Regions from separate parts of the Homo sapiens genome. Here region 2 is linked to region 1. Evidence: chromatin loops called from intact Hi-C (ENCODE). Cell type or tissue: dorsolateral prefrontal cortex. All regions are shown on one strand. Each heading gives the region's core, and the rest is flanking DNA. Links, peaks and the distances in the headings are about the cores only.

Region 1 (10,158 bases), core at 2,624-6,623:
AGAAATAAATTGATCAGGCCCTTGCAGGAGCAATTTATCACCCTGGAATACCTTTGACAGTTGCTGAAAATGCATGCTGGCAGGAAGTTTTTTAATTACCAAAACCATCAGATCATTTGCTTGGTTCTTTCAGAGTCAGTGAAATATATGAGTGAGTAATGGAGTCTGTTCAAGGAAAAATTAGCTAAGCATTGAATCTGCCACTGTCCCTGTTGCAGATGGAAGGCCAGATGTGCAGGGACAGTCACGAGTCATCAGGCTCATATATATAGAATATAGAAGCACACACATGTATGTATGTTACATATATATGTATACATGATAGTTAAAATAAGAAAGGAAAGATTTTGTAGTTTATAAGAGAACCTCATATTTACAGCAGGTTGAATTTCTGGAAAAGGCATTTTAATTAAATGGAAGTGGTTTTCTTAAGTTTAATTGGTTTTTCCTTTGGAAGTAGCATTATAATAGAGTTATATGCTTAACTAGGGGAGAGATATTCGAGTCTTTATAAAATTGGTTATAGGTCAGACACAGTGGCTCACGCCTGTAATCCCAGCACTTTGGGAGGCCGAGGCAGGTGGATCACGAGGTCAGGAGATCGAGACCATCCTGGCTAACACGGTCAAACCCCGTCTCTACCAAAAATACAAAACAATTAGCCGGGCGTGGTGGCGGGCGCCTGTAGTCCCAGCTACTCGGGAGGCTGAGGCAGGAGAATGGCGTGAACCTGGAAGGTGGAGCTTGCAGTGAGCCCAGATCGCGCCACTGCACTCCAGCCTGGGCAACAGAGCAAGACTTCTTCACAAAAAAGAAAAAAAAAAAACCTAACAAGACATCACCAGGAAAAAAACTGAGACTCCACTTCCTCTTGTGAACGTTAAGTATAAAATTACCAAATGAACTATGAGCAAGCCCATCTCAACCACATATAAAATGGTATTAATCATATATCACAACAAAGTTGATTTAATTCCAGAAATGCAAGGTTAGACATTCAAAAGCCAATCACTAAGTTACCTTATCAACATAAAAAGATAAGAAAAAAATGCTCAATCAAGAAAGAAAAAAGCAATTGATAAAATTCAGTACCTATTCATAAATCCTAAAACCTATCTAACAGAGAGGAAGCAACATGCCCAGTTAAACACTCCCATAGCTGAGAATAATGACACAACTTATTTGCAGCCAAAAGATGAAAACTGCAGGCCAGATGCAGTGGCTCATACCTCTAATCCCAGCACTTTGGGAGGCAGAGGCAGGCAGATCACGAGGTCTGGAGTTCGAGAACATCCTGGCCAACATGGTGAAACCCTGTCTCTACTAAAAATACAATAAATGAGCCAGGCGTGGTGGCACATGCCTGTAGTCCCAGCTACTCGGGAGGCTGAGGCAGGAGAATTGCTTGAACCGTGGAGAAGGAGGTTGTTACAGTGAGCCGAGATCGTGCCACTGCACTCCAGCCTGGCAACAGAGCAAGACTGCGTTTCAAAAAAACAAAACAAAACAAAAAAACAGATGAAAATTGAATATCAGTATAATCTTAAAACTTTTGAGAAATCTATGTTTTTCAGCTAAAAAGAGACAGACTCAGCCTTTTGACCTTTCCTCTTTCCCTCCCTGGAAGGCAATCCAAGGCCTGGAAAAACAACAGCCACATTGTAACCACAAAAATAAAAACATGGCTAAGGAAGTATCAGGAAACGGAAAAGAACCCTGGACTGCCTTCCTCTGCACGTTTTAAGTGACAAAAATGAAATCTATATTTCTTTTTTTTTTTTTTGAGACAGAGTCTCGCTCTGCCACCCAGGCTGGAGTGCAGTGGCATGATCTCGGCTCACTGCAACCTCTGCCTCCTGGGTTCAAGCGATTCTTCTGCCTCAGCCTCCAGAGTAGCTGGGACTACAGATGCACGCCACCATGCCCAGCTAATTTTTGTATTTTTAGTAGAGATGGGGTTTCACCATATTGGCCAGGCTGGTCTTGAACTCCTGGCCTCGTGATCCGTCCGCCTCGGCCTCCCAAAGTGCTGGGATTATAGGCATGAGCCACCGCGCCCGGCCATGAAATCTATATTTCTTTAAGTCACTGAATCAGATTTATTTTTTCTGTGACTACATGTAGCCCTAAATGATGCATTAAATACTAAAATAAATACTAAAATACATACTAAAATTTTGGTCTTGAACTCCTGACCTCAGGTGATCCACCCGCCTCAGCCTCCCAAAATGCTGGGATTACAGGCATGAGCCACTGCACCCAGCTCAAAAGCTTTGTGTTTTTAAAGATATCAGACATGTTTCTTGTTTTTTTTTTTTCAAAAAAACTTAACAATAATGTAGGAGAATAAGAGAAACTTTTTCCAAAAAAGAGAAATCACTGTGATTATCTTACTGGAATGTTGGATAATATAGTCTGCTTTATTAATCATCAAGCATGCTGTAAATTTTCCATTTTAATAGGATTTGTATCTCAATTAAGGTGATAAAGGTTTAAAGTTTTTAAAGTGAAAGCCAGCCCCGCCCCTCTCCTGGAGTGGGCGGGGACAGCAGTTGCATGGGCGGCTTTCCTTGTGACATCACAGGTCCTTCATGACACGTGGCTGCCTGGCCCCGCCTCCTTTCCCTTTCATCTTTCTCACTGACCAATGGGCTTGAAGCATTAAGGCCACGCCCCTATTCTGCATTCTAGTGCAGCCCTGGTTACACCTCCTCTGGCTCAGTCACATAGCTGCGTGGTACGTGACTGGAGGTGTATCCTTGTCCTCGTCTGAATCACGCTGATGTGGCCCCAACCCCACCTCCCTCCCCACCCCATGATGTCAGAAAAAACCAGACAGAACAAATTGGCTGAGGCCAAGAAAAAGGTAAAACTCACTGGGTTGCGGCACCCCAACCCCAACCCAGCCCCAGGCCCCCTCCCATGGCAGAACATCTGCCAGAGTCCATGCCATTCCAGAGGCACACTGGGCTGGGTCCCCCCCAGTGCCGCTGGGCTCCCCCAATCAAAATCTTCTCAGCCAGCCCCACCCCCTCAGCAGTCCTGCCCCGGCCCTTGCCAGTGACCCCAGGGTGACTGAGCCGGTGAACCCTGGGGCTCTCCACTCCGTACTCCGCCCTCACCTCCTATTACCCCAAAACTGACCTCCCTGGGCCCTTTGGGATTGTGTCTCCAAGGACCTGTGTGTCCCAGCACCTGCCCTCACCAGTCGCCCCAGGGTGACTTTGGGCAGGTGACTCCTGGGGCTCCCCGCTCCATACTTGGCCCTCACCTCCCGTCGCCCCAAGCCCTACCTCCCTGGGCTCTTTGGGCTCACGTCTCCAAGGACCTGGGTCCCAACCCTGCGAACCCCTCCCCAACCTCAAAGAGGCAACTTGGGCATAGCACTGATGTGTCCCTGGCCCTCCACCACCCCACAGAGGAGTGAAATGTAGTGGTGTCACAGTCCCTCTAGGAACTGTCATTACTGCTGCAAGACTGGCCTTTGATCTTAGGACCCGTCCCCTAAGTGTTCTCACCCTGTTTCTGCTTCCTCTGGTTGCATCACAGATTTCCAGCTGGAAGGGGAGTAGGGACCATGTGACCTAGCAGCGAGAAGTTTCAGGCTGCCTTACTCCCTTAACACAGACATTGACAGTTTGAAAAGCCTACACCTCCCCCTGTGAACTCAAAATGTTGACATTGTCTCTTGGTGGAAATGGGAGAACGGGTTTGGTTTGGTTTTCTCCCAGGCTTCTACTCTCCAGAGAGACTTTAACAGTTTTCTCTAAGTTCTCCACCTCATATTTGAATTCTCCATGGTTCTGGGACCAGATTGCCCATCAGTCAGTGATCTCTGAAGTGAGATTTGCTCATCTTCTGTGGAATAGATCTTGGGAAACTGAACTTGACAACTTGAATCTTCCTCATCGCATCTCAACCTGGGGTACTTTGAGTGCCACAGGATACATATGGGGCATCTTTCTGAAGCATCAGTTTCCCTTGATTCTCTTGAGAGAGACAAAACATTAATGTTCTTACGGATGACAGTCACACGGATTTCTAAAAGTATACCAGACTTCTCACTGAAATGAATCTTGGGTTGTCCTCTTTCTGTTAAATTCCCAGATTTAACAGAAAAGCTGCCTTCTGCCCTGAGGATACATTGATGTAAAAGTCTGAGAGGTAGTGGTGCACTTCTTCACACTAACAGATGTGTGAGGATGTACGACTCTAAACCAAACAGTGTACACTTTCCTGTCTACTTTTTACTTTTCTACCTCTGCCTCTGGTTTTGGCCCCTGGCAGCTGCGATTTGTGGCAAAACCCCAGAGCTCAGAATCAGAAGACTGAGTTTAAGTTCCATTATTGCCTTTTTTTTAGCCATGGTATCAATCCCTCTCAGTCACTAAGTGATTGCGACAACACCTCGTACGGTCGTTGGTGGCATTAAATCAGATCGTCTATGAGAGTATTTTGTATAAACTGTAAAGTGACTGTAGGAGCTTGTAGTTCTCATGAGTATCACTGCTCCTCTTTTCCACAGTTTACAGACTATCGTCAGTGGAACATTGCTGGTGTTGGTACCAGAGCAACTGACACCAAAAAGAAGAAAATAAATAATGGCACTAACCCTGAGACAACCACTTCGGAGGGTTGCCATTCACCTGAGGATGTGGGTCTTGGCTGGCCGGTCTCCTGAGGACAAGGGGCACAAGGGGAGGTCGAGGGTAACTGTTAAGATTGTGGAAGGAAGAACTGCCGGGTACTGGCTAAGAATTCTGGGTTTGAGTCCTACTTCTCTCTCCATCTGCGAGGGACACGGTTTAGGGAAAATTGCTTGAGCTCTTTGGGCCTCTCTTTTCACATCTGTAAAATGGGGATGGTAATGTTTTACTTACATGTGTGAAGCTTAAATCAGATTTGTTGCTGTTGTTTTTGTGTTAATCCCTAGTCCAGGGCCTGCTGTAAGCTCCCCTCCTCTTTGGGCTTCCGTTTCCTGAGGAGGTAGAGTTAGAGTATCAGAGGTTCTGTTTGCTCTGAGAGTCTGAGATTTAAAGATTCACTAGAATGGAAACCTTGGGGCCAAGGGCTCCTGTCTGCCTTTTCCGTCCTATATCCCAGCAGTGAAGAACCGTCCCCGGCCCCTATGTGCTTGCTCAATGCTTGTTGAATGAATGCACCTTTCTAAATCACAAGCTAGCAGAAGGGTGGGCTTTTCTCACACTCCATCTCTGAAGGTTTATGTTACTGTCTTTTTGAGATAATCTAGTTTCAGACTTTCAGTTCCGTGGCTGAGGGCAAAAACCAACAAAGACCCAAATCTCTTCTTTGGGAGTTGAGAGTTTACCACTTCATGTTCCCATTGGGTCTGAGAACGTTGCCCTTTAAAATCCATTCCTGACCCCTGCGTACCGCTTCCTGGCCTGGGGAATAGAGTCCAGGGGGCCACCCTCAGTCACCTTCCTTTGACTCTCCCCACAGACACAACAGAACCGAGCGCAGCTGAAAGAAGTAACGTGATTTGTTTGCTCACGACATGACTGCTGGGTTTGGAGGGCACTCAGATGTAGAGGCCCGTCTCATCTCGCCTACTCCCAGCTTGGGGAAGAAGGCTCACCGCCAAGATTCCACCCCATCCCCACAGGGTCCCTGATAACCTGGTCCCATGGGTGCGCCTGTCCTGGGGCATTGGTGCCATTCTGGGGGCATGTCTCTTGCTGTGGATCTCTGCCTCCCCCTAGTAAGAGCTCTGTCTTCCTCTTTCTATAGGAAAAGAAGGCAAGCCACCAACATCAGGAAGCCCTAAGGCGGGAGATAGAGGTGAGTGGAGGGTGTGAAGTTCCCTCCTGTCCTCTGGAGAAGGTTTTTTTGCTTCTCTTTCAGCACTTGCTTGTCTTTTCTCCCAAAGGCCCAGGATCATACAATACGAATTCTCACGTGTCAGAAAACTGAACTGGAGACAGCGCTCTATTACAGCCAGGATGCTGCCAGGAAATTTGAAGATGGGAACCTGGGCACCCCATCATCCTTCAACCTGGCACTTTCACAGGCCTTTAGGGGGAGTCCTTTGGGCTGTGTCTCAACCTCTCTCATTCCAGGAGAGTCCAAGGATCTCGCCGGCCGCTTGCATCATTCCTGGCACTTTGCAGGAGAGTTACAGCGGGCTCTCTCTGCTGTGTCCACATGGCACAAGAAGGCAGACAGGGTAAGTCCAATCACCTCCCCAGTCTCCTGGGATCCCAGCTTCGCAGATGGAGGAATGAGCCTAAAGGTCCCTCCTGCAGGATGCAGTGTCCTGCCCAGAAGATAGTATGGGTCATTTCTTGCTGCTTTTGTGTGTGGTTATTAGAGGCAGGTTGGGGCTGAGTCAGCTGCTGTGGGTGAGTTGGGGGGCACTGTGGGGAGCGAGCACTGGACACAGAGCTCCAAGGCCAAGAGCCTGCCCTGCCCATACTTGGCTGTGGCCTTGACCAAGTCCTAGGCAGGGGTTAAGGTATTTGTACCATGAAGGTACAGAAGAGTATCTTTAGTATGTTACCATTTGTGTAGAGAGAGGGAACACACATAAGTGTGCATGTGCGTGTGTGTGTGTGTGTGTGTGTGTACGTATTATGGTAACATACATAAAAACATATTTGTAAGGATTCATAAAAAACTCAGGAGACAGGAACAGTGTGTGTGGGGTAGATATTTCCCTTCTCTACCTTCTGAGTTTTGGACTATGCCAATGTATCGTTCTTTCAAAAAGTCAACAAAGGATTAATTTCCTCCTTCTTATCTGTGCCCCTACCCCCAGGGAAAGAATGGGCTTAGAGAATCAGATACACCTGGGTGTTGAAATCCCAGCTCTGTCAAAGTGATCTTAGGCAACCATTTAACTTTTAATACCCCATGTTTTGCATCTATACAATAGAGGTAATAATGGTAACCGTCTCCTATGGAGGTTGTGAGGATTAAATGGGATTGTTAGCATAGTGCCTGGTGAAGCACTCAAGAAAGGTTCCAACAGTGGCAGTAATAACAGTAATAGCAATAGCAATATTATCTGATCTCTCTGGGCCCCTGTTAGCCAGCTATCAATTCAGTCTCTTTCCCTGTCCCTTCTACCCTTACTGAGTTCTCTGAAAAACAAGTGAGAGCCAGGTGTGGTAGCGCATGCCTGTAATCCCAGCTACTTAGGAGGCTGAGGCAGAATTGCTTGAACCCGGGAGGCAGAGGTTGTCATGGGGCGAGATTGCGCCATTGCACTCCAGCCTGGGCAACAAGAGCAAAACTCCATCTCTAAAAGAAGAAAAGGAGAAAAAAAAAAAGAAAAAAAAATGAGACCATGGGCTTGGAATTGCCTTGAGAACATGTCGGGTGTGATGGAGAGTGAGGGAGTGTTACTGTGGAGTATCAGTGTAGCTGTTGTTCCTGGTCGGCCAGCTGCTCTTCTGCCTGCTCTGTCCTGACTTAACCTTTCTCTATTTGCAGTACATCGAGGAGTTAACAAAGGAGAGGGACGCCCTGAGTCTGGAACTGTACAGGAACACGTAGGATGGGGGAAGGTGGGATGGGAGGTCTGGGGGCCCTTAGCGTGGGTGGTGTGCTGGGAGGTGGGGGGTACAGGTGAGCATGGTAGGGGGTCATACAGGTTTACATGTGTGCACAGGGAAGCTCTAGTGCCGGCTGTGCCACTGACTCATGGGGTAGCCTCAGGCAACTCATGTCTTCTCTCTGGCCTGCCACCTGGGACTTTTAATTCCTGGGGTCCCTTCCAGTGCCACGGTTCTGTGCTTGTGGGGCGAGAGTAGAGGGTTGATCACCAAAGCAGTCCTTTCTGTTCTTCGTTCATTCCTTTCTCTACTGCCTCGGGCCATAGCATAACCAATGAGGAGCTGAAGAAGAAAAATGCCGAACTACAAGAAAAACTTCGACTTGCAGAATCTGAAAAGTCTGAGATCCAGCTCAACGTGAAGGAGCTAAAAAGGAAACTGGAGAGGGCCAAGTTCCTGCTGCCACAGGTGAGCGGCTGCAGCCCCAGGGGTTGTGGGAGACCCATCCAGCTAGGACCATGGTCTAGGGATCATGCAAGGTATGGGGAGGGTCCAGCCAAGAGCTGGAAAATTTGGGTCCTTGTTCTGGTCCCACCATAGAATCCTCTAGAGTGTGCTAAAAATCTACAAATTTGGGGCCCTGCCTGGGAAATCAGAACCTCAGTGTTAAGGCTTAAAAATTTTTTTTAAAGAATCATAGATGAAAACTGTTATTTTATAGATTACATTTATATAGCTAGTTCATAAGTCTATTTCCTTTTGAGGTTCAAACCAACACTTTGCAGGAGGAGATGTGGAGGCAGGAGGAGGAGCTACGGGAGCAGGAAAAGAAGATACGGAAGCAGGAGGAGAAGATGTGGAGACAGGAGGAGAGACTGCGGGAGCAGGAGGGGAAGATGCGGGAGCAGGAGGAGAAGATGCGGAGACAGGAGAAGAGGCTGCGAGAGCAGGAGAAGGAGCTGCGGGAGCAGGAGAAGGAGCTGCGGGAGCAGAAGAAGCTGCGGGAGCAGGAGGAGCAGATGCAGGAGCAGGAGGAGAAGATGTGGGAGCAGGAGGAGAAGATGCGGGAGCAGGAAGAGAAGATGTGGAGACAGGAGGAGAGGCTGTGGGAGCAGGAGAAGCAGATGCGGGAGCAGGAGCAGAAGATGCGGGACCAAGAGGAGAGGATGTGGGAGCAGGACGAGAGGCTACGGGAGAAGGAGGAGAGGATGCGGGAGCAGGAGAAGATGTGGGAGCAGGTGGAGAAGATGCGGGAGGAGAAGAAGATGCAGGAGCAGGAGAAGAAGACGCGGGACCAGGAGGAGAAGATGCAAGAGGAGGAGAGGATACGGGAGCGGGAGAAGAAGATGCGGGAAGAGGAGGAGACGATGCGGGAGCAGGAGGAGAAGATGCAGAAGCAGGAGGAGAATATGTGGGAGCAGGAAGAGAAGGAGTGGCAGCAGCAGAGGCTGCCGGAACAGAAGGAGAAGCTGTGGGAACAGGAGAAGATGCAGGAGCAGGAGGAGAAGATATGGGAGCAGGAGGAGAAGATACGGGACCAGGAGGAGATGTGGGGGCAGGAGAAGAAGATGTGGCGGCAGGAGAAGATGCGGGAGCAGGAAGATGTGGAGACAGGAGGAGAGGCTGCAGGAGCAGGAGAAGCAGATGTGGGAGCAGGAGGAGAAGATGCGGGATCAGGAGCAGAAGATGTGGGACCAGGAGGAGAGGATGTGGGAGCAGGACGAGAGGCTGCGGGAGAAGGAGGAGAGAATGCGGGAGCAGAAGAAGATGTGGCAGCAGGAGGAGAAGATGCGGGAGGAGAAGAAGACGCAGGAGCAGGAGAAGAAGACATGGGACCAGGAGGAGAAGATGCGAGAGGAGGAGAGGATGCGGGAGCGGGAGAAGAAGATGCGGGAGGAGGAGGAGATGATGCGGGAGCAGGAGGAGAAGATGCAGGAGCAGGAAGAGAAGATGCGGGAGCAGGAGGAGAAGATGTGGGAGCAGGAAGAGAAGATGCAGGAGCAGGAGGAGAAGATGTGGGAGCAGGAGGAGAAGATGTGGGAGCAGGAAGAAGAAGATGTGGGAGCAGCAGAGGCTGCCGGAACAGAAGGAGAAGCTGTGGGAACACGAGAAGATGCAGGAGCAGGAGATCAGGAGCAGAAGATGTGGGACCAGAAGGAGAGGATGTGGGAGCAGGACGAGAGGCTGCGGGAGAAGGAGGAGAGAATGCGGGAGCAGAAGATGTGGCAGCAGGTGGAGAAGATGCGGGAGAAGAAGAAGACGCAGGAGGAGAAGATGCAGGAGCAGCAAGAGAAGATGCAGGAGCAGGAGGAGATGATGTGGGAGCAGGAAGAGAAGATGCAGGAGCAGGAGGAGAAGATGTGGGAGCAGGAGGAGAAGATGCGGGAGCAGGAGGAGAAGATGCGGGAGCAGGAGGAGAAGATGCAGGGCCAGGAGGAGAAGATGCGGGAGCAGGAGGAGAAGATGCAGGGCCAGGAGGAGAAGATGCGGGAGCAGGAGGAGAAGATGCGGGGCCAGGAGGAGAAGATGTGGGGCCAGGAGGAGAAGATGTGGGGGCAGGAGGAGAAGATGTGGGGGCAGGAGGAGATGCGAGAGAAGGAGGAGAGGATACGAGATCAGAAAGAGAAGATGCAGGAGAGGC
Region 2 (10,158 bases), core at 2,569-6,568, 80 kb before region 1:
TCTGTTTCAGAGGTTTTTAAGGATGTCCTAACCTAAAATAGTAACAGGACTAAACCGAAGGTTTAAACAAGTTGTAAACAATTTGTTAAATTTTGATCTTGTAAAGGGAGTTCTGTAGATAAGAGGAAGTTGGCTATGATTTGAAGGGGATTAATTCATTCTTCTGGAAATTAAACATTAGAACAAAAGCACACTGATGCAGGGCCAGAATCTAGGTCCATGTGTCTGAATAGCATGGTTTTTTTTTTTAGAGAGTTGACCTGATGCTTAACAAAAAATTTTTAAGGGTTATATAAGGCTTATTGAAATCTTACATTATGGTTAAAGTAATTAAGATTGAATAGATTTGTTTATAAGGTTTTATTAAGAATCAGGTTTAATTAATGGAACACTGTTGCAAAGGTAAAATTTGGCTTCCTCTTTTGAGCAGGATTTTCATCTAATAGTAAAGGATAATGAAAGAGTTTTGTTCGCCTTTTGAATAAATGACAGAAGAAAAAAAGGGAAGGGAAAAAAAGACAGATTCAGTTGGCCTCACAGAGTTTGTATTGGGTTTTGTTTGGAAAGGTGATTCTGCCCTCTATCAATGGCTAAATATTTTCCCTCTAATTTATAATGACCTGGGTTTCTAATTTATAATATCAAGTGTTTAAACCTTTGATATTTGAAAAACTTTCCAAAGTTAAATTCTAAATTAAGCCTTTTTTGATCTGGTTAATCCTATTAGATACTAGGTTTTCTCAAGCCCAAAAGAGACATATGGGACTTATTTGGTATATTAAAATCACAAAGTAAACATTGTCAAATATAAAATAGTATTTAACTTTCTTTAGGATATATTCATGTAAGTGTGTTATTAGTATGTGTTCCAAAATTGTATAAGATTCATATAATTGTTATGTCTCAGTATATGTTATCAGTAATAATTATGATAGCTCTATTAAATTATGTGTGCCACAGAGATGACCAGATTTTAACTGTGACTGCTCTGAGATTTTTATCATCCATAACAGTTATTTTACTTTGATTCTTTTCAAAGGCAGCTTTATAATACAGATATAGGACTCTGACAGGCACTCTTGAATGCAAATTTCTCATAACTTTGGAAATTGTGACATTAAAATAGAAGAAATAAACTTCCAAGACTCCCATAGAGAGCCAATGTGTTCAGGAATATCACACAGAACAGGAGTTAATTACATAGACTGAACTAATAGAAGAGCGAAATAATCTTTTGTGACTTTTTGTTTAAAACATTTAGTGATTCTTTTTGTTTAAAACATTTAGTGATTCTTTTTGTTTTGCTTTTCAGTGTCTAAAAATCTTTCTCTTAAGCTATTTGCAGCTTTTAACAATTGGGTAAAATACACTTCCGTTAAGCAAAACTTGAGGGACATTTCTTTCTCTCTACCCTGATTTCCCCAGAATGTAAGAACTACTTGTAAGCATATTTAATTTATGGCAGTCTAGTTATTTGCCTAATCCAATAAGAATCTGTTTTCTTTTGTAACAGGACACAATTGGAGAAACTGGTTATTTACCAAGGCTTTGACTGGAATGGCATACTTTCAGATACAAACAGACTCTTTTAAAGAATCAAAGTTGACTTATAAAGCCAATAAAAGCTTCTTGGGAAATTTGGCCCCATACTTTGTCTAGGCAGTCCCTGCTCAGGGTTTCTGGCCTATGGTAAGTAAAGAATGTCACTTTCTGACAGAGCAAGGAGTCCCAAATTATCTTGGGACCACAAGCAGAGGAATTCACTCAATTCATACAAATATTTGCAGGCACAGATAAAGCCATGGCTGGGCTCAAAATGCTTTTAAAGTCTAATTTGAGATTCCTTATGGAATAAAGTTTCAGCAAAGCCAAATTTAAAAAGAACGTATGTGGCCAATAATCATTCTTGCTGCACTATTTGCAAATACTCAGGTCAAGCGTAATAAGACTAAAACTTATTTTGCAAATCAATTGTTCCTATTATGATTTGTCTTTAGTAAAAACTGGGACTGAACAGAGAATAATATGTTTCGGTTAAAAACTATAGTACACTTGGTAGACTCCAGTCTTGACCACTGTTTTTTTATTATTCTATGCAATTCGGCCTGAATCCTGAATTCTTTCTGGGATATAAGTCTCAAATTAACACTTTTAAATTTTTCTTCCGTTTTTCAGATTTTGACTAAATGAAATGACTATTACATTATTCCTTGTAATACAGGCAAGAAAAAATTGTCAGACTGCCACCACCTTCCCTCTCTATAACTGAAGATGCTTTGAGTCTGACATATGGATAAATTGTGCCTAACATTACACTTTGTCTTTCTTCTGTTTCCATAGAAATGTCTCTTATTAAAAATCTGTTTGCCTTCATTATATACAGAGGCCTCACCCATCTGCAATGTCACTTCCTAGATGGGATGCAACTACAAAACTAATCTACTCTCAAGAACTAGACAGGATTATGACTGCCTTCATGAGTATTCACAGTTCTTCCTGTAACCTGTTGAATATACACTTAGCCAATCTTTCATCACAACCAGTTACTATTAGAAATGGGGAGCATGCCTTATAATTAAGACTAACTTCTGTGTATACATCCCAGGCAATTTGGAAAATGTCTCAGATAGCCCTGCAAGATATGCACCAATAAAACAAAGCTATGCCTTATCCCACATTGTCACTTGACCAATGGTTAGTGTCCTGGTTCAGGTCAGGACCATCCTGGTGGAAAAAGCTGCTTGTAACATTGGCCCTGGTTGCAGTAGACATTTCCCTCTGTTGTGAAGTTTTCTGCTGTTGCACCCTCTGTAATAAGAATACACAACAGGCTTTCCCAGAGACCTTGCACCATAATGGTCCAAAAGTATCCTCTGTAAGTCCAGGTATTGTGAATATTTCCAACTCCAAAGAGATCAGTTTCATCCTGACACCCAATGAGTATACCCTCTTTCAGCAGGAAGTAGCCAGAATAAATATGACACAAAAATCCCACAGAAAAAAAAAATGGAACTTGGCAGTAGGAAATTGTAACCAAGTGCCCCCATTTTTCAAAGAGAGAGTTTAATTATCTTTCTCTCTTCTTTTCTCTTTCCTCATTTTCCCCAATTTCTATTTAGCCCTTTAGGATTACAAATATAGCATTTTACCTGCCCTTCACCAGACACTCCCTACAGAGCAAGTTCATCTAACTACATGCTTAGGAGATCCCAAAAGGAATTCTAACCCACCAGCAGGTTGCCTCGAGAGATAACAGTCAATTTACAACCCAAAGTATGCCTGCCCGTGAAGATGCCAGCAGTCACCAGCTTGACCACGCTGTAGATAAAACACTAAGCTAACATGCAGACCCCTCACCTGCTTGCTTTCCCACCACCCACATGCTGTTCATGTTAGGTACCCTTTCAATGTGCTCACATTCTTCTCCAAAAGTGAAGTGATACCCTAAAAGCAGGAAGCTGGAAATTTTTCCCCTAAGCTAGCTTTGGAATACAAAGTCACTTTCTTTATACCAAACTTCACTCTTATCAGTTGGGCTCTGCAAGTGGTGAGTGACTGAACCAGCATTTTGATTACACTGTAAAGAAATACCTGAGGCTGAGTAATTTACAAAGAAAATGAGGTTTATTTTGTCTCGCAGTTCTGCAGGCTGTACAGGAAACATGGTGCTGGCATCTGCTTCAGGTGAGGGTCTTAGGAAGCTTACAATCATGACAGAAGGTGAGGGAGAGCCAGCACGTCACACAGTGAGAGAGGCAGCAAGAGAGAGAAGAGGAACTCCCAGACTCTTGTAAACAACCAGATCTTGTGTGAAGTAACTGAGAAGGAACTCACTCATCATCAAGAGTATGATGCTAAGCCATTCATAAGGGATCCAATCCCATGACCCAAATGCCCCCCACTAGGCCCACCTCTAACATTGGTGGTCACATTTCAGCATGATATTTGGAGGGAACACAAATCCAAACCATACCAAGAGGTTGGGGAAGGATTCTAATACAACTACACAATTCTTCCCCATATCTCCTCAGTTGTCTTTTTTCCTACCTGATGCAGTGATTCCAAGACCAGGGGTGCAACTGCAGGTACTGGAAGCAGGCTGATTCCTAAGCAAGAAACTATACCTATACCTTTAAACTTTAGGCCAGAATTTCCAAAAGCCTGAAGGATGGACTGGCACAGTTGGGGTTGACAGTGAATGCTACCATGTTTCCTAGTGGTTAGAATAGCTCGTATTTTTATCTCTATGTAACCTCAGCCTGTATCAGTGGGACTGAGCTGAGAGCAAGGCACTTGGTAGAATAGTATTGCTAGCAGTACTGTAGACCAAGACAGTGGTTGAGCACATTATCCCTCTAAAAGGTGGAGAGTTTGAGTAAAAATAAATGTCAAATGGAGAGAAGGAGAAATAATAGCTGAGGGTAAAAGACTAAATAAGTGGATTATGCAATGAGAGAAGCCTAATGTTGTATTAATACCTCAAGAGAGGCTCAGAGCAAGAGAATGATATTATCTCCTAGCACAATTATACCAGATGCCCAGAAGGGTGAAGCAATGTGTTTTCCAAGACCACCCCTGCTTTTGAAACCTGACAAAGTTGAATGGCAGCCTGCAAACCTGAGTGGCATCCCTCTAGGAAACATTCTGGTCACACTGTGTGATGAAATGGACTGACTGTTAATGACTAATTGGGCTTGAAATTGAGTTAATAATTGATCATCCCTATGTGATGATGCATCCAGCAAAAAAAAAAAAAAAATAGAAAAATCCCTAACGTATGGGGCTTGGGGAGCTTCCGGGCTAATGAATAGAAACATTTCCACGTGTCAGGAGAGTGGCACACCCCAATTCCATGAGGCCAGAAGCTCCTGCATTTGGGACCTTTCTAGACCTCACCCTATGTATCTCTTTATGTGGCTATTCATCTGTATCTTTTGAAATGCCCTTTGTAATAAGTTAGCAATAATAAGTAAACTGTTTTCCTAGCTTTTGTGAGTTTGCTAGAGAATTTCGTGGTGTATGGGGAGAGATCCCCACATATCTGATATCAGAAGTTATCTGTGTTGAGGATATAGTAGTAGAAAACAGTTTTGTTTTGTTTTGTTTTGTTTTTGGAGATGGAGTCTTGCTCTGTCGCCCAGGCTGGAGTGCAGTGGTGCGATCTTGGCTCACTGCAAGCTCCACCTCCCGGTTTCACTCCATTCTCCTGCTTCAGCCTCCCAAGTACCTGGTACTACAGGCACCCGCCACAACGCCCGGCTAATTTTTTGTATTTTTAGTAGAGATGGGGTTTCACCGTGTTAGCCAGGGTGGTCTCGATCCCCTGACCTCATGATCCACCCGCCTCGGCCTCCCAAAGGGCTGGGATTACAGTGATGAGCCACCGTGCCCAGGCAGAACACAATTTTTTAAAAAAAGATTGTACAATCCAAATGGAACAAACTTGCTTCTTATGCATTTCCTGTCAATAATGTCAAAATTGATAACTCTTTTTGTAAAAATCTATGAAACTTATTAGAAAGGATAAAGAATAAAAACTACAGTAACCACAGATATAAAAATGTAAATTGTAATATTCATTCATGAAAATGCAATATTCATTCATATTCAACATGAAATTTGCCTAAGTACACTAATAAATGCAATTTCAAACCTAAAGCTAAAATGCAACTTTAACACCTAAAAGCTTATATTCCAAAAGGCCTTGCTTGCTATCTTGCAGTCCCTATGTAGCCTCTCAATCTCTCAATTACTTTTTTGCAACGAATGAAAAATTGGTAGAAGTCTATGGTCTCTAGAAGCTATAGTTGATGCGGGGCTGAAATGCCTTAAGGAGATACTTTGTTTAATCTTGGACAATAAAGGCAGGTGTTTATCTTGCATCATAGTTCAGCCATATTCTGTAGTTCAAGCTATGTGTCTAAAAGGCATCATTCATTTTTGATATTTGACTTCTGACAGCTTTCAAGTTCCATAGCTCACGCTTCCATTTCTACCTCACATATAGACAATATGATAAGAAAATGTGGGTACTCCATCCTTTGGTGCAGGAGCAGGAAATTAAAACCATGCAATGGAATGCTCATCCCAGCCACACTCCTAACTACCTTCAAAACCACAAGTCCATTTTCTTTTTTCATTCTCTTAAGCCATTTTTGGACCTGCTTTGGAGCTGCCTTGCTTTCCCCGGAAATCTTCATTATGTGAGCAGTAAACATATTTATACCCTCTTGAGTTGTGTGTGAGTCTTATCAATTCGGATATCTAAACCCAGTTTTGGGTGAGAGGTTCATCCTGTGTCATCGAGTTAGCTAGGACAGAATATCTATGTTATATAGTGGGGTTTTCATTTGTTTGATTGTTTTTAATCTTCACTCAATTTTGAGGTTCTTGCTAGAGGCTGGTCAGTTCCTCTTCTTAAACAGCTCAGTAAGTCCGTACCCCAACCACTTTCCTTATTAGAATCTCACCCTCTGGGCCATCATGCATCAGCCTTAAGTGCACCGGATTCAGGTACCAGACATCTAGGGACAGCTCCTATACCCTGGGGCCTAAAAGAGTATTCAAATTAGACAATCCATGAGGAGTTCACAAAACCTAGCTAACCCCACCCTATTTGCCATATGTAAGTTTCCCCCTACAGTTCCATGTTGCTATTACCTTACCCTGTCTTCTGATGCAATCCCCTGTTTCACCCTACCTGGCAATCTCCTCTCCTTTGGAGCTGTATATAACAAAAACTTCTACTTCTCTTCTATTTGAGTGTTATTGTGTTGTGTCCTGCCATCAAAATAATTGTTTAATCTTAAAAAGCAGTTGGCATCTCAAACAGGATGGCCATGACCACGGAATCTTGCATGGCTGCAGGGAGGGACTTCACTTGGCTTGTGAATCAATTCCAGTCCACCATAAAAGAGGCTTGGTACAGAACTTCCACCTATGGCAAGCTTGTGCTTTAGCCTTGTTGCTTGTTTCTGTGCTTTCTGGTGTTTGCCACATTGTTCTTTGCCCAAGTTTTCTAGTTGTTACAATATTAATAATGAACTTTACTAATTGGTTAAACTTTGGGGGCTAGATACCGGCTCAGTTGGTGACGCACCCTAGGGCAATCAGAATGACAGGCTGGGTGTGGTGGCTTACGCCTGTAATCCCAGAACTTTGGGAGGCTGAGCTGGGCAGATCACGAGGTCAGGAGATCGAGACCATCCTGGATAACACGGTGAAACCCCACCTCTACAAAAAATACAAAAAATTAGCCGGGCATGGTGGCGGGTGACTGTAGTCCCAGCTACTCGGGAGGCTGAGGCAGGAGAATGGCGTGAACCCAGGAGGCGGAGCTTGCAGTGAGCCCAGATCGCACCTCTCTGCACTCCAGCCTGGGCAACAGAGCAAGACTCTGTCTAAAAAAAAAAATGACAGGCCACTGAAGCCACAGTTTCCAGGGCTGGGCATTCTGGTATGTTTCTGGTCACAGCCTGTGTTTGGCAAAGACCTATTTCAGGGGTCAGTATTTCTTAGTTATTTATATGGATTAAATGTGTCCTCTAAAAAACAATGTGAAGGAAGCTTAATTCTAAATGCAAAAGTTTTGGGAAGTGGGGCTTAATGGGAAGTGTTTAGGTCATAAGGGTTCCACCCTTATGAATGGGTTAATGTGGATTATAAAAGAGCTTGAGGCTATGAGTTTGATCTCTCTCACCATGTGATACCTTTCTTTATGTTATGATTCAGCCAGAAGGCCCTTACCAGATGCCAGCCCCCTGAACTTTCTGGCCTCCAGAACTATGAATCAAACAAATTTCAATTGTTTATAAATCACTCAGTTTGTAGTATTCTGACATAGCAGCACAAAATGGAATAAGACAAAAATTTCATACCAATAAATGGGAGTGTTGATATAACAAACACCTGAAAATGTGGAAGTGGCTTTGGAACTGCATAATGGGCAGAGGCTGAAAGAATTTGGAGAAATAGGCTAGAAAAAGACTGTATCACTGTGAACAGAGCATTAGGGACCCATTCTGTTGAGGGCTCAGAAAAAGAGAACTGCAGGGAAAATCTGGAATTTTTTGTTTTGTTTTTTTTTTTTTTTTGAGACAGAGTCTCACTCTGTCACCCAGGCTGGAGTGCAGTGGTACGATCTGGGCTCACTGCAACCGCTGCCTCCCAGGTTCCAGGGATTCTCCTGCCTCAGCATCCCAAGTAGCTGGATCACAGGCACATGCCACCACAACTGGCGACTTTTTTATTATTAGTGGAGATGGGGTTTCACCACATTGGCCAGGCTGGTCTCAAACTCCTGACCTCAGGTGATCTGCCCACCTTGGCCTCACAAAGTGCTGGGATTACAGGCATGGGCCACTGCGCCCAGCCAAAATCTAGAATTTCTTAGGTATCACTTAAGTGGTAATAATTAGAATGCTGGTCAAAATATAAACAGTAAAAGCTATTCTGACAAAATACTAGATGGAACTGAGGAACAAGGCATTGGAAGCTGGAGTTAAAGGCCATTCTTGTTAAATGGTTGCAAAGAACTTGTCATAATTTTGTTCATGTCCTAGGACTTTCTGGAAGGCAGAACTTTAGAGCAATAGGATTTCTGGCAAGGTAGGACCTTGAGGGCTACATTTTCAAAAAGAGGCATATACAAGATCTCAGAACTGGCTACCCCGGGCTACCTCAAGACTCTGTTCCCCACATTCTGGGGCAGCACTCTTTGGTCACCCCAGCCTTGGCTCAAGTGGGCTCAAGTGCTGCTTAACTTACTGCTTCCGAAAGTAGAAGCAGTAAACTCTGCAGCGTGCACATGGTGCTAATTCTAGAGGTGTGCAGCGTGCACATGGTGCTAATTCTAGAGGTGTGCAGCGTGCACATGGTGCTAATTCTAGAGGTGTGCAGCGTGCACATGGTGCTAATTCTAGAGGTGTGCAGCGTGCACATGGTGCTAATTCTAGAGGTGTGCAGCGTGCACATGGTGCTAATTCTAGAGGTGTGCAGCGTGCAAGAGCTGTGGCTCCCTGGTAGCCTCCAGGTCCTACCTTGCCTCTAAGATTCTTCTGAACTACCTTCAAGTTCATTTTCCAATTGCTTGATGACTAGAACCTGGCTTTCTTTTATCCATATTAATCTCTTTAGAAAATGGTCACTTTGCCACACCATTAGCATTCTCTCCTGAACGTATTTCTTTATTCTTTACATGGCCAAGCTTAGGGTTTTCTACATCTTTCCGTTCTGATTCCATTTGAATTATAAATTCTGTCTTTAAATAATTTCTCCCTTCTCTCATTTTACTCTAAGAGGAAAAAAAAAAAAAACCATGCCACACTTTGCTTGACCAGTAGATTTCAAAGGATGCTATGGAAAATCTAGGGGCAGAAACATGGGGCAAAGCCACCACAGAAAGTCTCCATTAGGGCAATGCCTAGGGTAGCCACAGGGGTTGGGGTGCCACTGAGACCCCAGAACTGTTGAACTACCAGTGTGCCATGCCAACCTGGAAGAGACACAGGAATTGAGACAGAGCAGGGATGGGGTTTGGCTTCAGCTCATCCCCGCTAGAGCATTGTTTCATGCATTCTCACTGATCACAAAACCCATACCACTACCTCATTGATTCCATATCTGCGAATAGTCCTTTTACTTCATTCCAGGAACTGGCCTTAGGAGATCAGAAATACTGAACCAAGGTTGCTGAGTGTCCCACCTTGGGAAGGAATGTTGAACAACTGATTTACAGCCTTGCTGCTGTTGACTAGACCACCTGGTGGCCCATTACTCAAGACAACCATCGCAACCAGATATGCTGACCTGTGTACCCTACTCCTCACGTGCTGTGCCCAACCCAGCCTCCATACCCTACCCCTGATGTCAATTCCCATGCTTTGCCTACTAAAAATTCTATACTGGCTCTTTTTGGAGGGCCAGCTAAAGAATCCTTGCACCTCCACTGTCTCCCTTGCACTGGAATACAAGCCCAGAAATAAAAACCTTGTCTGGGAAATCTGCTTGGCCCCATGTTAATTTCCATTATATGGGTCTGTAACAGATTCTCTGGTGACTGCAGTAGGCCATGGGATGTGGGGAGAATTTTCCTCCCTGGAGAGGGAGGTTCATGAGCCAGTGGGATGCCCAGACATGACCCCTTCACAGCTGAAGAGC

Evidence for each region. Peaks named below come from ENCODE experiments on the same cell type or tissue, not always from the same donor. Only the 100,000 strongest peaks of a DNase experiment are listed, where the experiment ranks them.
Region 2: it touches region 1 in a loop (4-fold over the local background); 2 of 110 quality-filtered maps call a loop at or near these places.

Annotation. Positions count from the first base shown.
Region 1 is chr15:23,439,806-23,449,963 of GRCh38, reverse strand. GOLGA6L2 (golgin A6 family like 2) reads left to right here and starts at 2,721. Exons shown (of 8, transcript NM_001304388.2): 1 at 2,721-2,866; 2 at 4,526-4,654; 3 at 5,464-5,493; 4 at 5,752-5,802; 5 at 5,891-6,187; 6 at 7,456-7,514; 7 at 7,844-7,985; 8 at 8,282-10,158. The coding sequence starts at 2,783. In dorsolateral prefrontal cortex, for the core only: no CTCF peak of the experiment used is centred there; no DNase peak of the experiment used is centred there; H3K27me3 peaks cover 2,679 bases.
Region 2 is chr15:23,519,568-23,529,725 of GRCh38, reverse strand. No RefSeq gene overlaps it. Among named protein-coding and RNA genes, the nearest start is that of MIR4508, 37 kb to the left of the region's middle. In dorsolateral prefrontal cortex, for the core only: no CTCF peak of the experiment used is centred there; no DNase peak of the experiment used is centred there; H3K27me3 peaks cover 1,098 bases.